Regions from separate parts of the Homo sapiens genome. Here region 1 is linked to region 2. Evidence: read pairs that join two places in POLR2A ChIA-PET (ENCODE). Cell type or tissue: GM12878. All regions are shown on one strand. Links, peaks and the distances in the headings refer to the core of each region. The heading gives the core; the rest is flanking DNA. Region 1 overlaps TMTC1 (transmembrane O-mannosyltransferase targeting cadherins 1). Region 2 overlaps TMTC1 (transmembrane O-mannosyltransferase targeting cadherins 1).

Region 1 (15,296 bases), core at 6,160-11,159, 74 kb after region 2:
TGATCCAAATCAACAACAATGCTTTACATTTGTATAAGACTTTACTGTTTCCTGAGTGCCTTTTTTTTCATGATGCCCTTACAATGAGTCTTTACAGTGAATAGGAAAGAAGAGAAAACAAGCTCCTAAGAAGTTAACAGAGGTCCAAACAAGTTATCCTTGTTTACCTCCTCTTGCCTGTTACACCATAGAGCCAAGTGGCTGTATCTCAGCATAGGTCAGTCATAGAATTCAGTAGATTAAAATAATGATAAGAGCTAACTCTGAAAAGCTTTCCAGTTTACAGATAAGTTTCTTTTAATATTCATTATTTAATCTTTAAAACGATCTATTAGGAGATATATTGCCTTCCTCATCCCCATTTTACCGGTGAGGAAACCAAAGTTCAGAGGTTTTATGTGACCTTGGCTCAGGCCATGGCAGAGCCAGGATTGAATCCCTACCCTTGAACTCCTTTTCCTGTTCACTTTCCATTACCCACGTGCCCAAATAGCTTTCCAATCCAAACATTACATAATATTAGACTGTTTAATGGCATGCAATTGCCTTTTGGGAGAAAGGACCACCCTGCATCTCTCTTAAAGAAACAGCAAATTTGATTTCCATCACCCTGAAGTTATGTTGCTAAGTAACAGAGAGAGATGACCCAGAAAATAGCACTTAGATAACTGAGCTTTATTTCTGCTTACCTTAATACATTTCTGAGCCATAGCAATGGGTCAAAGGCAAGAAGAGGATAAAAACACTTTCAATTTGATTTGACTTAATCTGTTTTACTATTTATTCACTTTAAGATGTACACAATATTGATTTCTCCATTGAGTTAACTTTTGAGTTATTGAGTTAACTTTAAAAAATTGTATCCTTCTTTATAACCTGGAACTTAATGCTCATTCTGAGAATCCAAGTTATCTCTTTAGATGTGAACAGTTTATATTTGATAATCCCTGAGAGGAAGCACTATCATTATTCCTGTTTGATTAATAAGGAAACTAAGATTTGGAGAAAATAAGTAACATGCCAAAGTCCTTTAGTAAGGAAATAGAAGACACAGAATGGAACCTAGACCTGCTCTAGCCCTTCTGCCCCTAACCACCGCACTCTACTGCCTCCTTGTGGCCCACCTGAAAACTGGGCTACAGCCTGCAGCATCACTGCCCAGTAGAAATGAGAGCCATACATGTAATTTACATTTTTTTAGGTAGCCAGATTTTAAAACATTTTAAAAAGTGAAATTATTTTTAATAATATTTATTTAACCCTAATGTATTCAAATTATTTTAGCATGTGATTAATATTAAAACATAATTTTTAAAATTTAATGTGAGAAATTGAAAATATTACTGAGATGGTGTGCATTCTTTTTTTTTTAAATGAAATATTTGGAATGCAATGTGTGCTTTACACTTACAGCACATCTCAGGACAGCCATATTTCAAGTGTTCAGTAGCCACATGTAATTTGTGGCTACTATATTGTACAACACAGATGTTTATTAATAACCTTGACTTCGAAAGAAATATGAGTCTTTGTCCAGGCCAGAAGCTCTAAATAAGACGTGACTCTATCAGAGCATCCAAGGCAATCTTATAGCAACTCATTTGAATTCTTGGAATTATATGACAGACGGCTTCAGACCCATTCATAGCAGCAGACTTCACTGAGTGTTATCCAAATATATCTGGCCCCTTTTATGACCATTTCACTGGACTTTGCAGCTAATATGTCATGATGCTGTGCAGCACATTTACAGTGTGAGAGGTTGATAAGAAGCAGCTTTCCATGCCAGCATTCTTAATTTATATTAATTCTTGTTGGCTTTGGTTAGAATTTAAAATGTCAAAAAAAAAAAAAAAAGAAGAAAGAAAATAGGCAAGATTAGCATGAACTTTTTATGGATGAACAGAGCGGAAGTCCCTGATGGCTCAACAGAATATAATAGAATATTTAAATTCAGGATATGGGAAAAATATTTCTGTGAATGCTCTGTTAAAATAGCTGTTGGTGTTTATTACTGAAATGGAATATAAAAAGAACTTCTTGAAGAACCATGTCATACCTCCCTTATTGCCAAAACTACCTTTTGTTCACATAATAGAATATGAGTGTTAGGTAGGTATTACAATAAATCTTATAATCAAAACTCAGGGGAAAATGTAATGGAATGTCCAATAATTGAACTATATAGCAGATGAATTTGATAACAGGATATATTTGATTTACTTTAGTCTGATCCTTTAGAAAATTGAATATCTAAAAAATATTAGGAGGCAGAAATAAGGGTAACCATTATCTTTTAAGTGCTAGGGATATGTTTCCTAATACCTTTGGCACTAGCCACACAAACTTTTATTTCATAAAAAGGAAGTTGATACATTCAAGATAGTAGTTTTTCTCTACCTTTTAACTGAAGCCCCGGAGAGTAGACAATGCCAGCCACATGGATAAAGAAAACTTTTTAACACCCTTACTACCACATTAGTATACCAGCTTCAGATGAGCATTTTCTGCATCCTCCTCTTAGCATGAAATTCTATCCCCCACTCTGCACCCCTGTGGTAGTGACCTGTTCCCTCCACCTTTAGTTACTTCTAGTCCCAATCCCATTACACTTGCTCCCCTTCATCTTTGTCCAAATCATGTTTGTTTCTCTCTAGCTCTGTCTCCCTGCTCTTTTTTTTTTTTTTTTTTTTTTTTTTTTTTTTTTTTTTGAGATGGAGTCCCACTCTCTCCCCCAGGCTGGAGTGCAGTGATGCAATCTCCCTGCTCTTTTAAAGCCCAGTCCAGCATCTCATAACACCATCCTCATCCCTGCCATTTCACAACTTCTTGTACCTTCTTCCATCATCCTCAGGGACTTGAGCACCAGGGCAGTGACTCTCCATTGCTCACCAAACTATGCTGCGCTCTTCAGCAAGAAGATCCATCACCAAGTTCCTGTGCTTCTGTCCCTTCAGGGCCCCCCATTTATGCTCTACCTTAGCATTTACCAACATGGCCTGGCCACTGGCTTTTTAATTATGCAGACTTTGTCATTCTCTAGCATTTGAACTCCGAAATGCTCCTCTTTGAGCTTAAACTCTTACCTCTGTCCTCCCTTCCCTTTTCCCCACTCTCTCATTCCCGCTGACACTTTAAAGGGATCATGATTATGACCTGCCACCTCCTCGCTCCTCTGTCTGCTCAGTTGCCTTCTATTAAGACCTAAGCATCAGCATAGCTTCCGTGACAGGTGCTATTCTCCTGCTCCCTCTTTCCTGCCGGCCCTGCACTTGATCACTGTTAGAACCTCTCTTCTCCCTGATTTTTGCATTCATAATTTATAACCCTATCTCTAATTTATCTGATGTATTTCAGTAATGCACGTGACATCAACTTAGACTCTTTCACACTTTTACCAACATTTACCTGCCTGACAAGGCCAACCCAAGTTACTTCACTACCTGTATTTTGCTTTCCCTAGACCAATATTTCTCAATTTTTTTTTTCATTATCATACTCACCTCTTTTAAGGAGCTTTTTTAGATATTTTTTCTTATCAGCTTTCTCCCCAATTAAACACTCAAGAATAAGATTTGTTACATAGGATTGAGCTTGGAAAGACCCAAAACCATTGTAATGTCTATGATTATTTTTCACCACCATCATCCCCACCCCAAGAAACAATTTTCACTCCTGTAGAGAATGTAGGACTCTAGACTGTCATCCAATCTATCAAATGATAGAGGAAAAAAATACAAATCTGAGTTGAATGGGATCCCTACATGGAAAACAAAACCATGATTAGGGGTAAGAGCTGTTGAAAATTCATTCCTTATGGTCTTTTATGTTATCTCCTGTTTCCCTAATGCATACATCCTCTGTTCCCCTCCTCAGTGCCCTGTACACACACCCAGAAGACAACCTCATCCCTTACTTTTACTTAGAATATTCAGGTCATTCAAGGTGAAATATTACAGTTTCCTTTCTTTCTATCTCAAAATTTCCTGCATGTTCGTAGACTCCTGCTTGCTTTGCTCTCCCATAGAAGAAAGCCTTATTAATATCTTGCCTCCTTCATGAGGCTAGTGTTTATACCTGTGTTTGTGTGTTTTTTTTTAAATTGAGGCATAACTAACATGTATTAAAATGCACAAATCTTAAGTCTTCAGTGCAATGAGTTTTGACAATTTTATGTGCTCTTATAATTATTCCCAAAATAACGTAGACAATTTCCATCACCCCAGAAAGACCTTCCATACCTCCTTCCAGTAAGTTTCCACCTCCCCTGAGGCAATCACTGTTCTGATTTTATTTTTTTTACGATAAGTTAGTTTGGCCTAGAACTTTATTTTAAAGTGATAATTTGGTATGTATTTTTGGCATCTGGATATTTTCATTTAGCACAATTTTTTAGTCTTATCCATGTTGTTACATATTACTTTTTATTGCTGAGTAGTATTCTATTGAAATTAATCTTAGATAATTTGTTTATCCATTTACTGTGGGTGGATACTTGTTTGTTTACAGGTATGGGTTATTACGAATAAAGCTGTTGTGAATATTCACTTCCCAATCTTTGTATGTTCATTTTTCTTGGGTAAATATATATTTATTTATATAAATAATATATAAATATATAACATATAATATATAATATATAATTTATATATTTAATTTAATTTATATATTTAATTTATTTAAATATGTCATACATATTATATATTATTTACATATTATATAATATGTAAATAAATATATTAATAATTATATATTGTATATTAATTTTATATAATTTATATATTTATATATTATATATTTTAGATAAGTGATATAATCAAGCAATATATAACCTTTATACTTATATATTTATATGTAATATATAAATATATAAATATAGGTGTAGAATTTGGGTGTTTCTTTAATGTTTTCAGAAATTACTGTATTAGTCTGTTCTCATATTGCTAATAAAGACATACCTGAGACTGGGTAATTTATGAAGAAAAAGAGGTTTAATGGATTCACAGTTTCACATGGTTGGGGAGGCCTCACCATTATGGTGCAAGGTGAAGCAGGAGCAAAGACACATCTTACATGGCAGCAGGCAAGAGAGTGTGTGCAGGGGAACTGTACTTTATAAAACCATCAGATCTCCATGAGACTTATTCACTATCAGGGCAACAACATGGGGAAAACCTGCCCCCATGATCCAATTACTTCCCACCGGGTCCCTCTCACAACATGTGGGGATTATGGGAGCTGCAATTCAAGATGAGATTTGGGTGGGGACACAGCCAAACCATATCAATTGACAAACAGTTCTCCAAAATAATTGTGCCATTTTTCACTCCATCAGCAATGGGGAAAGATTCATTTGCTCCATATCCTTTTGAACATTTGGTGCTGTGTTTTAGCCATTAGTGGTCATTAATGTAGAATCCACATGTGTTCCTGATTCTATTTCTCTCCTCTTCTATTACCACAGGCTCTCTCTTAGGTCTTCAAATTCTCTCCAGTCCACAACTTCAGCATGCCCCAGATCCCCCTAGGGAATCTTTCTCAGTTGAGGCGCTCCCTCCAGTTGTTGTCTTCACTCTTTGCTTTTGATCAAATTGGCAAGAAGAATGGTTAGCGCCTGGTGCTTCTCCTTTGCACCTGTTCACACAGCTGTCTAGTGCATTCACTGCTCTGCCAGCTTTTACTCCCTTAGTTTCTCTGCAGTGAAGAATATGACACTGTTGATCTCCTTCTGATTTTGAAGCTCTTTATTTCATTGCTTCTATCACAGTGCATTATTTTGCTCTTCCAAATCCAACATCTGCTCTTCTTCGACCCTTCCTATAAATTTAGGGACAGCTAAGAAATTCACTTCATATCCATTGCGTACACACATAGAGTCCAAATGTCTTAGCATTCAGGGCTTTCCATAATCCTGCCACTTTCCTCCTTATTCTTCACTCCTCTCCCATATTGTGTAAACCCAGACCCCAGCCAGATTGGCCATTTGTCAATGTATGAGAAATACTAACCTGCCAGGTTACATTTTAGAGACTGTGACTGAGGTTTTAAATAGAGAACTTTCCTAGTTCATTTAAAATGTGGTTTCATTTACATTTTTATCATTTCATGGTCAGTGGCTGTCCAAAATTAAGTTACTGGGAAATAACGAGAATGTCTATGTACTTACTCAAGATTTGGCAGTTGTTTGTATGTAAACAGATTGCTAATGATTAAACTATTTTTGTGAGTCCCTCTCCCCTACTGCAACTCCACTCATTTATACTGTGATTACTAATGAGTTGAGGTTGCGTTGTTTTAAATCCATCATGTGCTTTGCAAGGAATCTTCTCTCAATCTTTCCTTTTCCTTTTGTAATGACTGCAGTAAACACCGCGGAGACCTGAAGACAGAGCTGCCCAGGAAGTGCTGGGTGGGAGCAAGCTTTGAGGAATCCCCTGGTTTTTGTTTACATTCTCTTGAAGGAGTTGGAATGTCATCATTTTCCTTCATTGCATAAATATTTCTAACAGAGGATAATTAAACAGGCCAGACTGCTTTGTCAAGTGCAAGAGTTTCAGTAGTCTCCCTTGTCCTGAAAATCATTTTCCCACCCCATTCACCCTTTACAATCTTTCCCGGAATCCTTTGTTATCTTGTCCCCTTGAGCTCCTGTGCTGCCTGAAAGACTTGGGATGACTCAAGATATAGGTGAAAAAGGAATAATTTTTGGAATAACTCAAGGTGAAAGAGGAATTTTTTTTTTAAGAGAAAAGGACTCACTATGTTGCCCAGGCTGGAGTTCAGTGGCTATTCACAGGTGCGATCATAGCACACAACAGCTTCAAACTTCCAAACTCCTGGGCTGAAGCGATCCTCCTGCCTCAGCCTCCCGAGTAGCTGGGACTAGTCTGATTCAATTAAAAGAATAAGAGAAATGTGGATAATCATTGAAAATTTCTTTCTGCATACATTTGTCTTACTTTAGGGTACCAAGTGCCTGAACATTTTTTCTAAAGCCCAGTAGGAGATCAACTTTACCCAGACAATTAAATTTGGCATATAGGCTGTTAGACATAATCAAAAGGCTTTTAAATCTAAAAATGCTCTGTGTAGGCCAGGAAGAGAAATAGGAAGGACAGAAAGAGGAATATGCATGTTCCACCCCTGTCTGTGGCCTGCAGGGTCTGTCCCAGGAAGCATGAAATAAGGCCCCTTCCCTTCTTGGTGACTCCTTAGCAATTCTGCCAACCTCCCTCCCATTTGTACCCTCCTGATATAGGGCCCAGTTCCCTTAGTTTGGTGTTTTCATGCCTTGCCTCTTGTCTGCCGGCCAGCATAGCAGGGCTCTCTTCCCTCAGCTTTCTGGCCACCCTCCTCCTGCAAGTGACAGGGACAACAGTAACTGGCACTTAAATGGCACTCTGCTCAGCACTTCTCATGTCTCATGAGCCTGCCCACACCAGTTGTCTAGGACAAGCCCATCACTCTCCCATTACAGACTGAGAATCACGTGAGGAGAGAGCCCAGGGCCAGGAAACTGATGCCAGTGCTTTCTGCCACATCATGCTGCCTCACTACCACCTCCTGTGTGTTCTCCTCAAGACTAGCAGCTGGGAGAGCTTAGTGAGTTTGAGTCTCAGTTCTACTGCAAAATTACATGTGACCTTGGGAAAAGGATTTTACCTTGCAGTGCCTCCAACTGCTCGTGTATAAAGTGCAAATAATACTAGTAACTACATCTTTCATGAGTACTAAATACAATAATGCGTGTAAGTCCTCAACATAGGCCCTATTACCCAATGAAGATGAAATAAGCTTTAACTATTATTAATTATCATCAGCCCAGGGACATAATTTCTCACTTTCAATTTGAAACTCAGGTCCTTGGTATAAAATATGCAATGAATCAGAAGTAGATAATGCATTTTCTACCCCTGCAGTTGAACAGCTCGGGGAAATTTAAACTTTGCTGAGGCTTAGTTTCTATCCGTGTGTGTGTGTGTGTGTGTGTGTGTGTGTGTGTGTGTGTGTGTGTGACAGAGTCTTGCTCTGTTGCCCAGACTGGAGTGCAGTGGGCTGATCTCAGCTCACTGCAACCTCCAGGTTTTAGTGATTCTCCTGCCTCAGCCTCCTGAGTAGCTGGGACTACAGGCATGAGCCACTATGCTTGGCTAATTTTTGTATTTTTAATAGAGACAGGGTTTCACCATGTTAGCCAGGCTGGTCTCGAACTCCTGACCTCAAATGATCCGTCTTCCTCAGCCTCCCAAAATGCTGGGATTATAGGCGTGAGCCATTGTGCCCGGCCTCCATCTCTTTAAAACAAAGGGTGAGAACAAGTGATCTCATAGAATTATCCAGCTGCAAGAATCTGTGGTTTTAACTACAACTACAGGTTTCTGGTCTTTTAACTGAGAAGTAAAAGAAAAAGAAGACCAGAGAAGAACTTGAAAGTCCCTTTTCTCTCCAGAGGAAGTACTTGCATTGTAATAGCATCCTGCCTCTGCTGAAAAAAAAAAACCCATCTGTGAGGCTTCTGGTAGAAATTTGAGCTGGGAATCTTGCTGGAGAGGAGAAAGGAGCAAGTGGAGTTAGCATTTATTGCCTCCTACTATGTGCCAGACACTCGGCTAAGCATATCACTCATGTTCTTTTACTCCACTCTTACAGGAACCTAGAGAGGTAGAGATTATTTAATAATAAGCACATTTCTCTTTGGCCACTGGGGCTCCTAGAGATGAAGCATCTAACACATCATTCAACTGGTGAGGGCAGAGCTGAGATTTAGACCACCCCAAGCCTGAGCCTAAACCCAGGAACACGCATTAAACTGCATCATCAAAGCATCCTTTTAGCTATGGGGCAAATGAATCCTGACTAAATTAAGTTATTCTCAGCTGCCTTCCCTTTTAGGTCCCTACCTGGGAGCATTGTTTTACACTTTCCCTTAATCTTGAAAGGATTTAGCATATATATTTGCATACACTTTGAAGTGAAACTGGCTTGGGACTAGTTTATCCCAGCCCGCCCCCATGCGCAGAACCAGCCCTGCAGATGCAGAGGAAGGCACAGTGGGGCAGGTGTTCCACTGCCTGGGTGCAGAGCAGTGACCTCATCTGGATGACGATAGACACCAAGAGTCGTTCCAAAGAAACAAAGGAGAGGAACTCAGGACTAACATTTCCTCAGGACCTACTCTGTGCCATCCCCAGTGTGAGGTGTGTGTGTGAGCTGCATCTCCATTTCTGCTGCCCTGTGACTCCATCTTACCATTTCTCAGTTTCCAGGTGGGAGAAGGGTAGGATGGGGGGTGGGAGGGAGGCAAGTGGCCTATTCTCTGAATGTTAACTGTTAGGCCAGTGCCACTTTTGCGCCACTCTGTCTAATGAGTTTGACTGTGAATTGACTTTTTTTTTTTTTTTTGAGATGGAGTTTTGCTTCTGTTGCCCAGGCTGGAGTGCAGTGGCATGATCTCAGCTCACTGCAACCTCTGCCTCTGGGTTCAAGTGATTCTCCTGCCTCAGCCTCCCGAGTAGCTGGGATTACAGGCGCCACCACCACGCCCAGCTAATTTTTGTATTTTTAGTAGAGATGGGGTTTCACCATGTTGGCCAGGCTGGTCTCAAACTCCTGACCTCAGGTGATCTGCCCACCTTGGCCTCCCAAAGTATTGAGATTACAGGCATGAGCCACTGCACCTGGCGAAAATATTTTTTAAAATTCTTTTAACCACATAATATGAATCTGTGTCCTCCACACAGTTCCACGTGGCTTCTGTAGAAAGTCAAGCAGAAAAATTAGGGTGAACCCCTAGTAAACTAGATGCTATATTTCCATTACATTTCCCAGGTGTGCTCAGTAAACTTGAATCTAAAGGAAGCTACATAGAATATAATCTGATTTTCTTTTCTTTCTGTACAGGAAAGATAGTAGAGCTACAGAAACATGTGTGCTCTGTAAAGATCATCTCAGTCAGACGTTTACAATTTGACTTTCACAATTCAGTTTTTTAGAAGAGCTGGTAAAGTCAGTATGCCAAAAAAAACCATGATCTTTTTCATTTGTTGGGAACATCAATTTTGAATCCAACAACAACAGACACCCCGACAAAGGAATAGTAATTAAGAGGTCTGCCCAGCATTCCAAGTTCACACTGTGGTTAATGGGAAATTTTACTGCCACCAAGAGGGTCGCCAAATCCATTTATTTCTGTTACTGGCATTTCCTACGTTCTCCCCAAATGTCAATACTTTTTCAAAGCAAGCATCTACTTTCAGTTTAAATGAATATGTCATGAGACTTTAGACAGGAATCCAAAAAGTTCTCTAAATTGACAAACTTACCCAGTACTTAATTACTAAAAGAAAAATGTGGCGAAACCTTGTTTGCTTTTGCTAAATATCTGTCACTGACATGGAGCCATGAAAGTGACACGATGCAAATGTTTTTACTTAACACACAGGAAAAACAGTCCCAATGCTGTGTAACCAAAGGGAAAATTCCCTGTGAAACTACAAGTGTTTAATGGCAAAATTCGTACATTCTAAACAAGATCTAATTTCTACTTAATGTTTCTCTTATGAAATTAATGATGATGTCACTGGTCCCAGGAACACATTCTCGGGAATTTTTTAGCCTTTTGGAAGCTCCCGGGGGAAACATGAGAGAGTTGAGTTTTGCTGCAAAATATTAGGAGATTTTTATTTTTGTTATGATGGATAACACAGGAGCTAAGACTTGGATATGCAATCAAGGATATTCACAATACAGCCCCTATGAGAGAGAAAACTGCCTCTTTTCATTGCAGTATTACCCCAGAGTTCTACTCTGCCCAACCCCATCCTGCCACATTTCCTGGTATCCAGGAGTATCTTTCATGGGGCAAATTAACCAGCCAGTGCCACCTTTCTCTTTTGGTCAGATTGTCCCAGGGAAGTCTTCTTTATCCTGTCTTTTTAGCTTTCAGCATCCTATTATATTTAGCCTCCTCTGCAGGATCAATTGATCCATGCTAAGCAGAATCACCTGAGAGGCTTAGAATCCTAATGATTCCTGGGCCCCACCAAGACCTGCTGAATCTTATCAGTCCTGGCATTCTGCACTTTACCAAACACCTGGAGAGTTTTACGCACCAGAATTTCAGAAGTGTTGATTTAAGAGAGAAGTAAAGACAAAATATTTTAGATCACGGAGGATTATTATCAGTCGTCAGCTGGTGATGCTGTTTAGCAGTTAAGGAAATTCCAGATGCTGCAGGGCAATAATATTGCCAAATTCTGGAGCAGTTTTACGCTTACCTGCACTTTTTACCTATGCAGGGATCCCCAAGAGTTCCATCAGTGCCGGTTGAACCCTCTACCAGAAGCTCTGAGAGTCCTTGTTGTTCTTGGTGTCTTTAGTATCACATGAGTTCTTAAAGGGATTCAGAGTTTTCTGTGACTCCAAAATCAAAGTGTGTCTGTGCCTGATTGGACAGGATATATACTGATGTTCGATTTTATCTATTTTTCACCAATTATGGGCTAGTTAACTCTGGCCTTTCAATATAACTCAGAGAAATGACCCATGGACTTGGTCAGTTCAGAGAAGAAAAGTTATTTTAATATTTTTCCCCTTTGAAATTGACTTGTCAATTCGGTCTAAATGGCTAAATTAATACAATGCTATGAATTTAGGTATGATAATTATTAGATTAAAAATCTATTGTGGGGCCAGGTGAGGTGGCTCATGCCTGTAATCCCAGTACTTTGGGAGGCCGAGGCAGGCGGATCACGAGGTCAAGAGATTGAGATCATCCTGGCCAACATGGTGAAACACCGTCTCTCCTAAAAATACAAAAGTTAGCTGGGCGTGGTGGTGTGTGCCTGTAATCCCAGCTACTTGGGTGACTGAGGCAGGAGAATTGCTTGAACCTGGGAGGCGGAGGTTGCAGTGAGCTGAGATTGCTCCACTGCACTCCAGCCTGGGCGACAGAGCAAGACTCTGTCTCAAAAAAAAAAAAAAAAAAAAGCAACAGTGAAAAACTATTGTGGTATCAGAAACAAAGAAAAATTTCTCTGATGTGTAACCCAAGCTTTTTATGAATGGTTTGAAATGTGGAAGGATATTATTTAGGAGAGACTATATCAAAAATGGCACATTCTCCTTGGTTTTAAAAATTAAGAAAAGAATAGGTTTCAATGGGTGATTTTTAGAAACATTAAATGAGTTAATAATAAAAGCCAAAACATAGACAGTACCTACCAAGTGCCTGAGATGCATGGGGGTCAGATAATTTGCCTAAGGAAACACAGCTAGTAAGTGGTAGATGTAGAGTGAGACGCCAGTCCTTCTGGTTTTTAAGTCTGTGCTTTTAACTACCATATAGTGGTAAGGTGGATAGGCGGCTTAGCAGTGTGCTTGGTAAGGAACAGATTTTCAAAACGTGGATGCGGTGCCTGTGATTTTCTTATGATTCTAAGTTAGGCTTGGGCTGCTTCTGTCTTCCTTAGGATCACGTCTATAATACTTAAAGAACTGTAGAAACAAAATGTAACATGGGGGAATCATATTGTCACCTTTTGTCAAATTTTATTCAAATATTGGAAAACATTTAAGGAGATTTACAAAGATCTAGAAATAAAGAGTAAAACTATGGCTTTTTGTTTGTTTGTTTGTTTTTATTTTTTTTTGAGACAGAGTCTCACTCTGTCGCCCAGGCTGGAGTGCAGTGGCGTGATCTCGGCTCACTGCAAGCTCCGCCTCCCAGGTTCACGCCATTCTCCTGCCTCAGCCTCCCAAGTAGCTGGGACTACAGGCGCCCGCCACTGTGCCTGGCTAATTTTTGTATTTTTAGTAGAGACAGGGTTTCACTATCTTGGCCAGGCTGGTCTCGAACTCCTCTGACCTCATGATCCACCTGCCTCGGCCTCCGAAAGTGCTGGGATTACATACAGGCGTGAGCCACGATGCCTGGCCAAAACTACGGTGATTTTTTTTTTTTAAACGAATGCAGCAATTATTGAATTTCTACTCTGTGCAAGTCACTTTTCTGAATTGGGGAAAAAAAAGTAACATTAGTAAGATGTAGGTCCCACCTGTGAAGGAACTTAAAACCTGGTGGTCACAGATAAATTGTATAACATTTCAGCGAGTGAACACAGAAATGCCAAGTGTGGCCTCAATGGAACGGTCTAGATTTGAAGTTCTAAATTAGAGTCCAGGTGTTATCGAAGCTGTGTGACTGGGGACAAATCACTTGAGCTCTCTAAACCTTAGTTTTCTATTCATTTGGGATGATGGTGGTCAGTATTTTTGTCTAAATCTTTGAAAGGGAGATAATTATGCCAAATTTATAATGCTGAATGAGAATTAGAGTAAATTACTTAGCATGGTCCTTGGCAGAGAGTAAATGTTTAGGAAACAACTATTGTGAAATATGCAGCTTAAAAAACTTGTCTGCATGGCACATTCACTGTTAGATGGACCTGGATCCCCCCTCGCAAGAGGCAGCAGTAGGTTCCCCACACGTGCTTCACTAGGATCTCAGAGAAGAAAAATATAGATGTCAGAATGGGGCTTCTAGGTAGCATTTTCCTACCATATTTTTCCTATGATGATAGAAAAAAAAACTGAAATATCAGAAAGGTGATACATATGTATACATATGTTCTTCGTTTTCTTAAGTGTTTTTAGGAGCTTTGAGCTGGGCAAGTCAGGGAAGGTGTCTCTGGGAACCAGAGTTGAATAGGAAGGAGAGAAGAGCCATCTGTGAAGTGGTGTGGGAAGAACACCAGGCTGAGAGGCGGAAGACCTAGGGCTAGTCCCTTGTTTTTGCTTAGGAGCAGGGCAAATCATGAAAGCACTCTGAATCTCAGTCTCTAGTACTGTAAATTGAGGTTGGAGTCTATCCATGATTCTCAAATCTGGGTGATTGTCATATTCATACGGAGGGCATCCTACTAAGAGGCCAAGCCTCAGAGCACTAAAGTCTTTTTTAAAGCACACGCAGTGATTTGTAAGGTACAGTGAAGATAATCAATGGAGTAGGTCATTGTTAGGTTCTGCAGAATAGATGCCAAAGGCCACCCAGTTTCGCTGGAGTAGCGGGTACCTGGGTATGTTTGGAATGCTAGTCAGAACCATATTGTAGAGGGTTTTAGCCTAAGAGTCTATCTGTAGGTAGTTGGACATTAATAAAGATTTTTATATATGAAAGCAGAGGTCTAGAAAAAGTTCTTCCCGTTGTCGGCACGTAATAAAAGGAGAAGAATGAGGGAACTAAAATCAGATGTGTGAACCAAGGCATTAGCAAGCGAAACTGAGTAAGTGCTGAGTAAGACTGCAATAATCCAATAGTATTGTAGGACTGATTTTTAATATGGGATAATTATCAGAGAAACGTGCTATAATACAGATATGAAAAAGGGATGCTACTAACATCAGAAACAGTTTGAAATTAAGTTTCAATCTCACATAATAATCATATTACTATATAACCAAGAAAGGTTTTATTTAGATGAATTATCTTCTCTAAGTTATTGTGTCAAAGCCACACCTATTTCATAAGCTCCCACCAAGGGGTGAGCAAGAGAGACTATAGAAGAAATATTCTCTTCATTCCTCTCCCTTTTAGAAACAATAACAAATCACCACTTATCAACTTATTGGGCTTTCTTTAAGAAGAATTTAAAAATCTCTCTCAAGGTGGCATGTGATGTCTGTTAGCCTGACCTGTTGGTGCTTAATGACACTCAGCGGCTCCCAAGCAAAAGGAGAATCCTCCAGGAGTACACAGCCAAAAAGAAATGTCTTCTCTGCCAGAGTCTTTGCATCTTGTAATACTCATATACTAAATTAATTACATGATGAGGTGTTTTTCTTAAAGTCTGTTAGTCTCTCACAGGATTTTTGGAGATGATGTTTTTTATCAAGAATCTGGGTTCTTGGTATATAATTTTGATGATAATCTTTCCATCGTGTCACATGAATGTTCATGGACAAACTCAAGCATTTAGGTTCATAGACTGTACTGAATGGTCATCTTGCTAAGCTCACATGTAAAAGGTCTAAGTTTCCATTCTAACTGATATGAGCCACGACAAAAGAAAACCATTAAGTCATTGCTATGAAGATGTTATGGGTTTTTTTTTCTCTCCTGATTTGAAGAATATCTAAGCTAAATTATATCCCAAGGGACTTAATTTTCAGCCTTAATTTTCAAAGTCCATACCTTCCTTTGGACTTTGAGAGGATTTCCAAATTAATGTTATTAAAGATTTATGCATTTTTGGAGGAAGAGTTCTGCTGACCATAAGATAATAGCCAAATTAGTGGGA
Region 2 (15,296 bases), core at 6,925-11,924:
GAAGTCTGTCTCAAAAAATAACAATAAAAAATAAAGGAATGCTTGGGTTACAATAAAGGGTTGTAGAGACCTTGGTTTTACCATGCAGATGAAGCCTCCAAGTAGCAGGCTTTAGAGAGAATAGACTGTAAATGTTTCTTATAAAGTCTGTGTTGACGTTAATGCTGGTGGGATATAATGAGGTATGTCCAACCTGCTCTTTCATCATGGCCTGAACTAGATTTTCAGGTAACTCTGGAAAGCTCTCGAGCAAGAGGAGGGGTCCATTCAGATGGCTGGAAGCCTTAGAGTTTTATTTTTTGTTTACAGGAGTAATAAAACATGTAATCTTGTATGTCTGGCTTCTTTCACTTAACACCATATTCTTGATGTTCACTGAAGTTGTACCACGTTGTTCCTTTTCATGGCTGAATAATATTTCATTGTATGTAATGTAGGGGCAGAAAAACTCCACCACCATCCACTTAGGGTCACGCTTCTGTTCACTAATTAAGTTGAGATAAGATAAGTAGGAGAAAACATGCACATTTATGTAATACAAGTTTTACATGTCACAGATGCCCTCATAAAGAATTAAAGAGTCAAAGAAGCAGTTGAAGTCCATTATTTATAAGCTGGATTGGACAAAGAATAGTAAATAGTGAAGGTACAACTAAATTATGTGGGGAAGCTTAGAAGATAAGAGTTACTTTAACAAGGTCTGCACATGATTCTCTCTGGTTATATTTCTCATCCTTGAGGATAAGGAAGCTGCGTCTTTTTGGTATGGGGAGGGCATCTTTCACATGGGAATTGCATTTTCTGTTTTAAGAAATAACAAGAAGGTCAAAGTGATCTTTTTGCACCTGCTGTTTTTCAAATGTTATGAACTTATATTCAAGTAATTTAAGTAAATATGCCAGAATATTTTAATACCTTTAGCATATACCACAGTTTGCTTATCCATTTATTCATTGATGGACATTCAATGTTTTCCTACTTTCGATGGTTTTTTTTTTTTTTTTTGGACTACTAAAAATAATGCTACTGTACATATTTGTGTACAAGTTTCTTTGTGGATATATGTTTTCATTTCTCTATAGCATATAACTAGGAGTGGATTGCTGAGTCATAAAGTAATTAAGTTTTCAACTTTTTGAAGCACTGACAAACTTCCGTAGTGGCTGTACCATGTTGCATTCCCTCCAGCAATGTACAAGAGCTCCTATTTCTCTACATCCCAACCAACACTTGTTATTTATCTTTTGTTATTTTAATTAAAGCTATCCTACTGAGTCTGAAGAGGTGACTTATTGTGGTTGTGATTTGCATTTCCTTAATGATCAATGAAGTTGAGCATCCTTTCATATGTTTATTGGCCATCCTTATATCTTCTCTGGAGAAATGTCTATTTAGGTCTTTGCCCATTTTTTAATTGGATTGTCTTTTTTGTTGTTGAGTTGTAAAGAATTATTTATATATTCAGGATATTAAACCCCTAAAAGATATTTGATTTGCAAATACTGTCTCTCATTCCGTAGGTTGGCCTTTTACATTCCTGATAATGTCCTTTGATGCACAAAAGTTTTTATTTTTTATTTTTTATTTTTTTTGAGATGGAGTTTCGCTCTTGTTACCTAGGCTGGAGTGCAATGGCGCAATCTCGGCTCACTGCAACTCCGCCTCCCGGGCTCAAGCAATTCTCCTGCCTCAGCCTCCCGAGTAGCTGAGATTACAGGCACCCACCACCACGCCCAGCTAATTTTTTGTATTTTTAGTAGAGATGTGGTTTCACTGTGTTGGCCAGGCTGGTCTCGAACTCCAGACCTCAAGTGATCCACCTGCCATGGCCTCCCAAAGTGCTGGGATTACAGGCATGAGCCACCATGCCTGACCAAAAGTTTTTAATTTTTGTGAAGTCCAATTTAGCTATGTTTTTCTTTTTCTATCATGCTCTTATTGTCAAATCTAAAAATACATGGCCAAATCCAAGGTCATGAAGATTTATGACTGTTTTCTTCTAAGAGTTTTGTGGTTTTAGCTCTTATATTTAGGTCATTGATTCATTTTTGAGTTAATCTTTGGGTGTGCAGTGAAGTAGGGATCCAACTTCATTCTTTTGCATGTGCTTATCCAGTTTTCTCTGCATCGTTTTTTGAAGAGGGTATTCTTTCTCCCTAAACACCTTATTTTAAAGTAACCATCTGATACATCTTTTTGTAAATGAATTTTATAAAGCAAGGATCATGTAAATAACCATCCTTAAGAAACTCTGGCATGCCAATTAGTTACATAAACTTGAGCTCAAATTTCACCTTGTTAGTAAGGTCTACTTTAACCATCCTATTTAAAATGTAGTCATATACTCTCTACTCCTTTCTTTATCTCCCTTTTACTTTTTAACTCCCTTCACTTAAACTTCAAGTTCTAAAATACTATATAGTTTGGTTATTTTACTTAATGCCTATTTCTGCCAACCAGAGCATGAGCCCCATGGGGACAAATATTTTTTGCTGTCTTGTTCACTGCCATACTTCTATCACTAAGAACTTGCCCCACTCAATATTTATTACCTAAATTTTATTTATTTATTATCTAAATTTGCCACTCAGTATCTATTATCTAAATGAATAAAACTGCAAAAAGTTAGCAATTCTGTTCAAATAGATTTTAGTCTAGAGAATCTTTTCTTGTAAGACATATATCTAAAGGCTTGAAAAGCACTGTGCTCAACAGCCGCATGAAATATTTAGGGGTGAATATGAGGTTTGTTTTATTATCTGACCTTAGCTCATGGATTGGTGTGCCTGCTCTATTGTAACTGATCTGCAGGAGCACATATAGTGGAGCCTGAATGGGTATGTCAGAAAGGGTTTTTCTTGACTTTCTCCCAGCTAATTAAGGGGACTGGTGATTCCCCACAGGCTGTCATCTCGGTCAAGTGTGTTAAACATAAGCTCTCATGATGGCAGTAGACCCTGCACACAGGCAAGTCTTGGCCCTCCCCAGAGTGTCTTTGATAACATGATGAATGAATGGAAACTTCCTCTGTGAAAGGCTGTTGATCCTTTTCTTTCAGGGAGTTTGTTTCAAAATCACTTTAATGCATCCTAAAAACTTAGCAGAACATTCCAGCTGTGGGGATAGTTAAGATTGAGCTCTTCTGTAGTGGCTTTCATCTTGAACATTCTTTGCAACCGTTTAACTAGAGCCTCTGGCAATTCTTGGCCACTTACACTCTCCAGGTTTTCTTCTTTCAGAGGTTGGAGACAGAGCTTTGCTCATGTTTTTGTGGCCTGGTTTCACTTTTCTTGATCTGCTTACACACCAGAAGGGAGATAGGAATCAGGCCTTACAGTCAGGTTCTCCTACTAGTTAGTAACCTCTCGAAGTGGGAATAATCCTGTTTTGTGTGTGTGTGATGATGAACTTCTAAGGACATGATGGTAAGGGCTTTGAATCTGAGGCAGTAAACAGGAGGATTAAACTTTTATGAACATAGAGGTCATGCTTTATGGACATTGTTCTGTGTTAAAAAGAAACAATAGATGAAATGTTTATAATAATGTCAGCAGAATAAGCACAGGTCGGTCCACCTGGAATATTTCCAAACGAGTTGTGTACTGAATCAGCAAGTATCGAGCTGAAATTATTTTATAATCCCTGATTATATCCATAAATTTTGAGATAGTGAAGCTATATATTACCAAGAAAAAAATACTGAATAAACAAGCGTATGCAGTGAGTCCAGAGATTCATGGAAAGATCTTTCATTTTCACCTTTGATTGATTCTCAATCATAGAAAACAACCTTGGCTTATATTGAAAGGAGAATATGTTCTTTGTAGCTTCACTACTTTTTCCTCTGTCCTTGTCTTAATATTGATTGAGTGCCTTTTGGTTGCTGTGATTAGCACAGTGAACAAAATGAAAGTCCCACCTGCATGGAGCTTACAGTTAAACACTTAAAATATGTCTTGATTTGTCAAATATTAGGTGATGCGAAGAGGTCAGGGCTGGCCTCACAGATAAGGTGACATTAGAGCAGAGACATGAAGGAAGTGCAAGGGTGAGCCATGTGGCTGTTTGGGGAAGAGCATTCCAAGAGCAGGGAAAGCCAGTGCCAAGTCCCTGAGGCAGGAAAGTACTAGACCCATCACAGACAGTAAGGAGGCTGAGATGGCTGGAGCCAAGTGGGCTGGGTACAGCCATATGAGTTGACATCAGTGTGATTAAGGAGCGAGTGTGTGCGATACTGTGTGTGATACCTTGAGCACACACAGTATCAAACCTCTATCTTTTTAAGCCTTCGCCTACTTTCCTTTCCCTTGCCATACTTCTTCCACCTGACCTCTGGCTCTGTTTTGTTTAGTTTTCTTCTTGGTGGGCCCAAGCCAGCGGAGGAAATAAGACTAGAGAAAGGAATTCAGGTCCTTGCTGGGCGCAGTGGCTCACGCCTGTAATCCCAGCACTTTGGGAGGCCAAGGAGGGTGGATCACTTGAGGTCAGGAGTTTGAAGCCAGCCTGGCCAATATGGTGAAACCCTGTCTTTACTAAAAATATAAAAAGTAGCTGGGCGTGATGGTGGGTGCATGTAATCCCAGATACTCAGGAGGCTGAGGCAGGAGAATCACTTGAACCTGGGAGGTAGAAGTTGCAGTGAGCCGAGATTGTGCCACTGTGCTCCAGCCAGGGCAACAGAGACTCCATCTCAAAAAACAAAAACAAAAACAAGACAGAGAATCCAGGTCTTTTAGCTGCTTCTGTGTGTGTCCATGGAGTGCAGGAGGTGGGGACTGAAGGAAAAGGACAGCTTTAGAGTCACTAGAGATTTGTAAGACATGCATATCTTGCTTTTAATTTAATTTAATTTAATTTAATTTAATTTATTTATTTATTTTTGAGCCGGAGTCTTGCTCTGTCGTCCAGGCTAGAGTGCAGTGGCACAATCTTGGCTCACTGCAACCTCCGTCTCCCGGGTTCAAGCGATTCTCCTGTCTCAGCCTCCTGAGTAGATGGAATTACAGGTGACCGCCATTGCGCCTGGCTAATTTTTGTATTTTCAGTAGAGACAGGGTTTCGCCAAGTTGGCCAGGCTTGTCTCAAACTCCTGACCTTGTGATCCACCCGCCTCGGCCTCCCAAAGTGTTGGGATTACAGGCATGAGCCACAGCTCCTGGCCTCTTTTACTAATATTAACCAGTTTTGTTGCATCATTTTGGGCAAGATATATGCTTATAATCTTTGTTTCTTCTCCAATTTACCAAAAACCTTCTTCTTGCTTCCTATTTCATCATCAACCAGGACACCAGATAGGTGGAGGTGGGAGCATACTCTTTCCTAATGCATTTGTATTTTACTTATTTGCATTTTATTAACATTTCAGTAATTAACTTTATAAAACTACAAATTAAGGCATGTAAGACAAATTAAGTCATGTAAAACAGTAGGTGTGTCATCTGTCAAAACCAATCCCCACAGCCTGCTCTTCATAGGCCTCTGTTGAATATCTGTTCCTCTACATTTTTATAACTATGCAAAACAAAAACAAATTCTTTCTTTTTTAGAAGTAAGTTAAGTTAGACACCATTACACATTGCAGACTATTCCAGGCCACTTCCATCTCTAGTTGAACTGTTTCTATGGGTAAGCAACTCAAAGAGTAGATGTTTTACTTTTGACAAGATCTTGTCCAGAATTGAGTGGGAGAGGCAGAATACAGAATCTAAATGCTCCTTTCTCTAGAAATAACCACACAATGAATTTAGAGATTGTTTCTAGTTTGTCTTATTTTCAGGGCATACGAAATTTAAGACCTCATGGAGTAGTTTATTATTTATCACGGAAGAGCTCAGTTGGCATCTTTGAGAATTTAAGAGTAGAATTTATCTCGTTCTGTGCCTCTCCTTCATCTCCTCCTTCTACTCACACACCATTCATTCTCTAGAAAGGCATTTGAATTTATATTACATAATGTAGAGAACAATCTAGAAATTTCTTATTGGATCGAATTGTTTTTAACAATGAATTTTAAAGTGAACTAATGTGCTCTGACCCTTTGTGATGAGGGTAATCACTCTGTGGGAATGCATGTACAGTTAAAGGATATTTAAGCCACAAAGGCTGAATATTCCATTCTTTTCTATGAATAGTGAGTGTGTATGCCCCAGGAGAACCACGGCTGAAAATGCACTTGAGTTTTTCTTTATGGCTCTTATAGACTTTATGTCAGACTGTTGACTTGCAATAAAAAGTGACATATATCAGGAAAGTAGCCAGTCTAATTTGGATTATTTAGAGCAGTTAATACTATTAGTCAGTCCTATTCTTTATAGTTCCCAATTTCCTGTGTTCTCTAATGTGGTTTCCCTGCATTACAGAGGAAACACCATTAAATTATATTTAAGAGTAATTTATTTGGTATTGGTTCTTTATTACATTCTCACAGAGTGTCTTGAGATTTTAAGGTATTTTTATACCTTTTATAATCTTGTAGCATACTTGTAAAAGAAAAACATGAGAGAAAAAGAGGTGGGCTACTGATACCTGACTTTCTTAATAATAGCCTCAGTCATGAGATGTCTTTTGAGAATGAACATTGGGCAGTGGAAGTCCTGTCTCTCCCCTCCCTTCACCTCATAGGTATGGGTTTGAGGGGTTTGGTTTTTATTTGTTTTTTAAATTTTTAGTAGGGTGATAGTTTAGCAACCAACACAAATCACAGGCTGTGGCACCGAGCCCCAGAAAACAAGCCAAATTTTCATGTCCATGTGGGGAAAAATCTGCAACCTGACTGGTAGAGGTGACGACCAGCAACAACTTGGTGGAAATGGAGGGTAGGGGTGGGGTAGGGCTAATGCAGCTCCTCACTCAGGGAGGGCCTTCTCATCTCAGGGATCTCCCTTCATGCCTGTTCTCATCCTCACTTTGGATTTACCTCCATGCTGGTCCATGTCACAGACCCCATCAACCTACTCACCACAACACCACACAGAGCTGATAAACAGAGAATGTCAGCCTGTGAGCTCTCTTTAAATAAAATTCCCACACATCTCAACAAGAAGGTAAGATCAAAACGAAAGCCACTATTGGAAAGTGATTATTTGCATATTGGCATCCTCACCTCATTCCAAAAAGGACTTGGAGAAGCTTATGGGAATAAACACAATACGGTAGGATAGACCAAGAAATGGCAAACTTTTTTTAAAAAAAGAACAAGGTAGTAAATATTTAGAGCTTTGCTGCCCATGCAGTCTTTCACAACTATTCAGTTTCATCATTGTCACATACATTTTTCATTCCCTGGGGTACAACATTGTACTACCATAGATCCATATGGTTGAACTGAACACACTTGCTGATTTCTGGAAATTATTTTGCATTTAGCTCAGCCAAATAATAGGTTATGGTATTATGGCACAAGGATCACTAAATTCCAGAATAGCAGTTATAAACCTGGTAAAATAAGCATCATGTTTTAATATACTGAATGGTAAAATAAAATTGAACTTGGGGAATGAAGGTTGCATTTAATAGTGAATGGCTCTATGCCAACACGGATTTTTCTTTTTTCCTCTGGCCTACATTCCTCTTTTCAGTTCCCATTCTTTGCAAACAGCACATTCTCTATTCTTTTTGTAACCTCAATTCATGAAAATCCTCTTCGTGCTATTATAGATCCAATCTTTCTAGCCCATTTACAACCCATCCATCTTGTTCTGCCTGGAGACCACTGCAGTATTCGATAGATGGACCCTGATGATGCCTTGCCACGGTCCTTCTGACCCCGACCACCAGTGCCATGAGAGTAGCCATTGTATGAGATGCTGTTCTGTCTGAGACTTGACCAGCCCAGTTGATGCAGCCTCTTCTCCCTGCTCTCAGCTGGCTTCTCCACCTGCCACCTTTTTCCTGTGCTGATAATGTTCTGCTATGTGGGTCACAGTTTTCCAGCTCAGTAGTTTTAGTCAACTTTGGCCCATAGGCCATGCTCCAAAGCTGAGATTTTCCTTCATATCATCTTTCTGATGAGAGTTTGAAAATGAGCTCACCACTTCATTTGATGCAGTGTTAGAAAATAGAGAAGTTGGATCTGTACCTCATTATAAAATGGAACATATTTAAAGATCCATTGTACTGACCTTCCCACATACTTTTATGTCATTGCTTTACCATATGTGATACATACTGTATCAGACTTATGATTGTCATTCGATTTCATTTGTTAGTCTCACATGAAATTCAATAATTAATTTAGTTCACTTTAAATTTACCACCAACTTCAAGTGGAAGCCAGTCCCCTCTGTGTTGGGGGTAGCTCCTGCATGCATGTTGAGTTGTGTTGCCCAGATTCCAGATTGAGAGTCCCAAGGCTGGGGGGAGGGAAGGCTGTGGAGGGGAGTGATCAGCACTGAGCTGAGTCTGAGGCCAGACTCTGCCACTGCATAGCTGTGTGGGCCCCTCTCTGATCTTCCCTGCACCAACTGTGGTTGGACCAGGGCAAGCCACATGAAACACTCAGTATGGAGGCTGACACATGAGGAGCCCTGTGTTGTTCCAGCATCATGAAATTCTCACAGCTTAAACCCAGGAGTACAATGAGGGATCCTGTCTCCATTTTGTAGAAATATCAGCCTTTATTAAAAGAAATCCAATTGACTGCCTTTTCTTGAGTCGATGTATTTCAAAGTCCAGGCATGCTTCCATGACCAGAATCTATGTTTGATATTACTATTGCTTATAAAAGTTAATGCTCTCCTCCCCACCTCCCTTCATCCTTTACCTTGAGTGACAGGGAGCTTCTTTAACTTCTTGACATAAGAGGTAATAGTAGTAACACACTTTTAAGTGCAGGTTTTAAGTGCAGAAGCATAGTTCGGGAAGGTAGTATGTTCAAATGTAACAGAAGGGCAGAATATAACATAAAATCACTCTGTTAAGACTGAACGTTTATCAAGGGGAAGGAAGAATGGGAAATTTAGTGACTTATTTACAAATGGCTATTGCAACTATCACCTAAAGCTCCAGACTTTAGAAAGATTATGGATGGCTTTAGTGGTATTTGAAAATTTTGTGAAAATAGTCAGGATTTAAGAAAAAAATCATTTTTGTTGTTGCTGTTCATAAAACATCATGCTACCATCGCTGGATTTCTCCATTCCCCTCAGTATCAGGGGTTGGAACAACGTGGACACTAGAAATGCAACCCTTTGTTCAGCAGCTACCTGAAAATCAGTGGCCCTTGAGCAGTCTTACCAAGACCTGCCTTTTTGTCAATTATTAATATGTCACCTGTAAAATTATTCTCCTTGTTCTGGAGCTGAAACTTTTACAAATCCTCTTTCCTCGTGTCATGTGGAATATACCATTCAGTTGTACCTGGAGTGCTCTGCTTGGCTTTTGATCTAGGCCTGGCAAAAGTTTTACACATCGCTAAATCATTTGTCTTTTTCTTTGCCTTCACAGGCAATTACATTTTTACAAGTCACACTATTTAATAAGAAAATGACTTACCTACCCCTCTTTTATTTACCCCCCAGTTGGAAGACTCACTGAGTTTATTAGTGAGTCTTAGATAGTGGTATAATGGAAAAAGAAGTTATCAGACATCACTAACAGCTTTAGTTTTTTTTTCCCCTGATTTGTATGCTTTGTGATTCTCAGTGAGATTTCATAGTCTATATTATTACTCAGAGCAAGTGCCACCTTTTGAGAAGGAATCTTAATTTTTACATTTGTTATTTCTCATAATGATTCATATTTTCATAAAAACAGCTCATTAACACTTAGCAGACAATGCTTCTGATTGTTTTTAAACTGTGACAAATGTCAGAAGATATTTTTGTAACATCTAGAACCGTTCTGTCCTTTCCATTTCCATCTAGAACCTGAAATTTCTATTTAAAGGAGCACACCATTTTCCATCTTGTTCTGAGAAAACCCTGATATATGTAATTAGGAGTCCCAGAGATAAAAGCAGCTAAAACAAGTCCCTCTAGACAAAAAGCCTACTGGAAACACAGAGGAGACTGTAGTGATTGACTGTCAGATTCTTTAGGTGATTAGCTGTAAGTGCAGTGCCCAAGGAGCCTATAAAGGGAGTGCAAGGGTGATAAATACAACCCTGGGAAGAATCATCCCTCCATCAAAAAAAAAAAAATCTAAAATTCCTTATTTTTACATGTACATTGCCTAAGGAGGAAGCATAGAATATTAGAAAGAAAACAAGTTTGTAATATGAGCTTTAATGTTTATATGTCTACATTATTACATAGCAGAAACATTGGTGAGTATTAAAAAATTTATTTTTCACCTGTAATATAATAAAAATAAGTGAAATAATATATGTAGGACCTAGGGTTGTTCAAGAAGGAAAGTGTCATCTATATACATGCATCTCCACACTGTAGTATCAAATTCAACATTCTGAAATTTAACTTTTGACTTTACCCATTCAGTGTGTTGCCTCAATAGCATTTTTCATCTCAGTGCATTCTGCTAGTTGCCTGAGCCAAAATTTGGGGGATTTCCTTTTTTCTCTTTCTCTGTCTCAAATTTCATATCTCATCCATCAAGAGAATTCTGTCAACCATATTTTCAAAATGCATCTAGACACTGACAGCTTCTCACCACCTTCACTGCTTTTACCCTGTCCAAGCCACCGTCATCTCTCATTTGGATTATTGCCATAGCCTTCTAACCGATCTCCCTGCTTCTACCCTTGCGCCAAGGTCCAGTCTATTCCTCAACACAGTGGTCAGGGTGATTACTTTAAAATGTAAGTCAGATCATGCCCTTCTTGTATTTATAATCTTCTGGTGGCTCCTTATTTCTCTGACAACAATAGTCATCACCTTTATAATGGCCTGACAGGTTCTACATGTGCTGGTCCCATCCAACCCCCACTCCATTATCTCCCTTGCTACTTCCTGAACTCATTTTCTACTATGAAATAAGTATTGTTCATCTCCTCCAAGTCTTGCTTGATTGCCACCTTCTCAGTGCAGCCTACCATTGTGTTTAGAATTGCTCTCCATTTCTTGTCCACCTTAATCTGTGTATTACAGATACCCCTTACCAGCCTCACTGACTCACTTTCTCGTGGTCTCTTTCTCTCTTTTCCTCTCTGGAAAGGCAGGGTTTTTATCTCTCTCTCTCTCTCTCTCTCTCTCTCTCTCTGTTGTCTGTTTTGCTTACTGATGTTTTCCCAAGAGCCTAGACTAGTACCTGGAAAATACAAAAGAGATGGGAGTGATTGATTGCTAAATTCTTTAAGTGTTTGCTTCTAAGTAAGTACAGTGCCCAAAGAGACTATCTTTTTAGATGGCAATGAAACATATCTGTTGAACGAATGAATAATCAATGACCAGGTTTTTCCAAGAGAACCATTGATGAGGATGGGAAATTTTTCAAGAGTGCTTTGACAAAGCACGTAAACTGGGGTGGAGGTGTCTGATGGTTCCCTTCGTCATCTGCCTGCTCCTTGTACTTTGTGTCTCTTGTAGGCAGAGGCATGACTAATTGCATGACTAACTGGAGTGAGCCGTCACATACCCAGTGGTGTGATGGAAATGGAAAATGATCTTAAAAACTGACAAAGTTTTTTGAAACAAGCAGAAGAAATATGTAGGGAATATGTAGGTATAGGACAGTGCATTTGGAGAGGAAAAACATAGTGGTAAACAGTAAGATAAAACATTAGAGATTTAATTGACCACTCATTGGTTCAAACAATATTAAGAGTATAGAGAATAAAGTTATAAGACGACCCAGGGTGCCTTGAAGAGCTTGGTTTTCTCCATTTCCATTGCATCCACCCCACCCATGAGAATGTTATCTCTATAAACACTGATATGGTTTAACGATGCCAAGAAGCCTTCCTGTGCTTAGGATTTATCTCAGCTGGAGCCACCACTATGCAGATAGATGGCTTAACAAAGTTCTCTAAATGTATAGTGATTTTTAGTGTAGAAAATGGCCATCAGTTATTCTTCATCTCTACAAAGGGCTGAACAGCAGAAAATGTTTTTTTTTTTTTTTTTTTTTGAGACCAAGTTTTGCTCTTGTTGCCCAGGCTGGAGTGCAAATGACATGATCTCAGCTCACTGCAACCTCCGCCTCCCGGATTCAAGCGATTCTCCTGCCTCAGCCTCCTGAGTAGCTGGGATTACAGGCGTCCACCACCATGCCTGGCTAATTTTTGTATTTTTAGTAGAGACGGAGTTTCACCATGTTGGTCAGGCCTTGAACTCTTGACCTCAGGTGATCCACCTGCTTCGGCCTCCCAAAGTGCTGGGATTACAGGTGTGAGCCACCGCCTCTGGCCCCAGAAAATGTATTTCAACTGTAGCGTGATGGCTATAGTTGAGATCAGTGAAATTGTGTTTGCCAGAGAGCGCGTTGATTTTTGGGGAGTAGGTTATAGAAACTCCTGAAGTGAGAACTTTTCTTAATTTCATTCTGCTAGAGCAGTTTGTACCAGCATTTCTCAAAATATGTCACAGCATCATACAGACCATTAAGTAAGGTTACTCTAAATAAAGATTCTACAGTTGTGCATTTCACAAGCACTAGGTTTCAAAAAGTTAAACATATTTCTTTACTGGGGGGCTTCACAAAGCCTTTATGTTGCTCTAAGCCTTGTGAGTTTCCAAAAGGGGCGTATCATGAATGGCATTCCTCAAACTTATTTGAATTTGGAACCCCTTTTTAGGGACTTCTTGTGGATAAATGTTCTTGCAACGTGCTTTGGGAAGTATCAACTTTGATATACAAAGGTGCCTGGGTCACTGGACCTTGAGAGTTCATTTTTGGGCAATGTTTAAACATTTCCTTGCTTGCCTTCTTTGTACCTCCAAAAACAACCGCCACCACAGCATCAACAAAAACATTTTCATATTATTACCTTTTTAGCAATACCACCTGAAAAAGGATTCCTTTGAAACCATTCCTTTTATAGTTTTCAACAAGGCAACAGTAACCTAAGACCTTGAAACCAATTATATTTTTCATTCTATGGAGGCTGTAATTAGAAATGTGTATATAGATGTTTGATACAACAGTGTCTGTGACTGCTGGGAGTCCTGATGGATGAGGGACCCTGCAAGGCCATTCATGAAATGTTACAGTTTGGGGAGGCAAGTTTCACCTAGAAGAGCTCATTCATTGGTATATTATTAATAAGTGGCAGTTTCCAAAGCAAGACCAAAGTAGCACCATATATATCTCTCTACAGGTATTTTTTTCTTTTAACTGGAATAAGTTAAAAATTTGTATCTTCACCTGCTTAACATGATTTAAAAGAAGGCACTCGAGGGAGTTTTCTTGGCCTTCTCTAAGTAGAAAGTGAGATGTGGCTGCCTCAAGACATTGTTACATGCACCTCAGCGGGAACCTTTCATGGAAGGTTCTTACAGGAGAGCTGGAGGACAGAGAAAAGACTTCCTGGAGCTTCCTGAGAAGCCAGTGTGTGACTGCTAAAAAATGGCTGCACTTTTAACAGAACTTCTTCTCAGACTTGCTCTCATTTTTGTATCCCATCTGGTTTTAATTGCCACAGGCCACCAGTATTTACAAAAGAACCTGGCAACTTTAAATGGCCAAATTGGCCCTGTTCGCTTATAACCCAGGACTCTGGCATTTGGTATGAAAAAGTGATTAATTGGAAAGAACATTTAGGAATGGCAGCTTCCCTGACATTGGCTGGAAAATTCTCTCCATTCCAGTCCACCACAGTTCCTTCTGATTTGGGTGACTTCGGCCAGTGAACCCTATTTTTCTGCCTGTTACAGATTTTGGTCCTCACAATGACAATGTCTTCACTTGGGGAGTAATTTATTGCCAAGGCTTGTTGAAGAAACAAGTTTGTTCTCTGTTTCTTTGTCTAAAACATTTTATTTTCTACTCCCTTGTAAGACTTTTCCAAGAAAAATATAACTCCCAACTAGTGACTATTGGATTAAGTTCTTACTTTTATCTGTATGTCAAGCCTCATATAGATCATATAAACCTTCTTGTCTTTTATATACACTTGAGATATTTGAGCTGTTGTGCTTTGGTGAAAATCAGTCTTTTTATGCATGCATCTCCCATGCTCTGAAATGATGAAGATAGGTGTGTGCATGTCTGAACTCAGAAAATTACAAGCATTTGATACCATTTCCAAACATAGGGACCTTTGTTTCCATCCTTTGCTACATTTCATTAGTCCATTAAATTCACCCTTTTAAGCCATGGCAGTTAGGCTGTTTGAAAACACAGTTCAAGGTGAAGGAAGAGCGTTATTCCATCATGTCAATTATTTGTGTAAAGAGCCTTTTAACCATCTTTGTGGAAACAAAATGATCCATCAGGATTTTGTGACCATATGTTTCAGAAGTAGGGATGTGGGTCTTGTCCAATGAGATGCAACATGTTTTGATTATAAAAGATATTTTGATTTTGGGTGAGTACATTGACAGATAACAGGAATCAAATCTACCATGAATAGTAATTCCTCTAGAAGTTCAATCATGGAAGCAAATCTCACCTTTTTTTCCTCTTTTACCTCTTAAGAGTTACTACACTTCTTGTTATATTCATGTGTAGTATCCTTAAAGTAAGCCAAACATATCTCCGTAGTTTGATAAAGTAGGATGGATGATTATCTTTTGGAAGTGCTACTCTAAAACATTTAGATCTTCACTAGGAGAGTGAAACTGTGTGAACTTTTTTATGGTTCTTTCTCCTTATTAATTTTAGATTATAGAACAAAGGGACTGTCTTCTGTATGACAATTCCAAGTGGATAGATGAATCATGCATTTTGGTGAGTGTGACTTGCTTTGTGAAAAAGTAAAACATTTTGTCACTTTCTTAACAGAAAAGAAGTGATCATCCTGCTTTGGAAGACTTTGCCCGAGGGATGTCTTCCTAACAGAAACATTTGAGCTATAGTCATAGGTAGAAGACCGCTTCTCCCAGGCATGGATATTTCCTATTTTCGTAGGAACAAAATGGTTTATGAAAATGTATCTGATTTATCCTTTTCCTTTTTTCTTCCATTTCATCAAAGCTAGATTCATTCTTGGCTTTATTGCATGTTTAAATCCATCTTGGTTCTTAATTGAATCCTTAGAGAGGGAATAAAATGATTAAGCGCTCCTATCTCTCTTCCACACTAGGTCCCCTTATTAAGTTAGAGTTCTTGACCTAGGATTCTGTGGCATTACTTGTGCCACAGTCATCTCCATTTTGCCAATCAAAGCTGGATATGGTAAGCATGATGCTTCAAAGCCCTGACACCTATGCAGCTGGCTGTCTCTCTCCACCCCCTCCTCA

What was found. ChIA-PET counts read pairs that join two places held together with the same protein. Peaks named below come from ENCODE experiments on the same cell type or tissue, not always from the same donor. Only the 100,000 strongest peaks of a DNase experiment are listed, where the experiment ranks them.
Region 1: POLR2A ChIA-PET joins it to region 2 with 7 read pairs; 3 of 35 experiments call an interaction of 5 or more read pairs at or near these places.

The regions. Positions count from the first base shown.
Region 1 is chr12:29,538,349-29,553,644 of GRCh38, reverse strand. All of the region lies in intron 10 of TMTC1 (transmembrane O-mannosyltransferase targeting cadherins 1), which reads left to right. The region is part of intron 5 of LOC105369714 (a long non-coding RNA gene); the gene reads right to left. Among named protein-coding and RNA genes, the nearest start is that of OVCH1, 48 kb to the right of the region's middle. In GM12878, for the core only: no CTCF peak of the experiment used is centred there; a DNase peak (open chromatin) is centred at 8,406.
Region 2 is chr12:29,613,398-29,628,693 of GRCh38, reverse strand. All of the region lies in intron 6 of TMTC1 (transmembrane O-mannosyltransferase targeting cadherins 1), which reads left to right. Among named protein-coding and RNA genes, the nearest start is that of OVCH1, 120 kb to the right of the region's middle. In GM12878, for the core only: no CTCF peak of the experiment used is centred there; no DNase peak of the experiment used is centred there.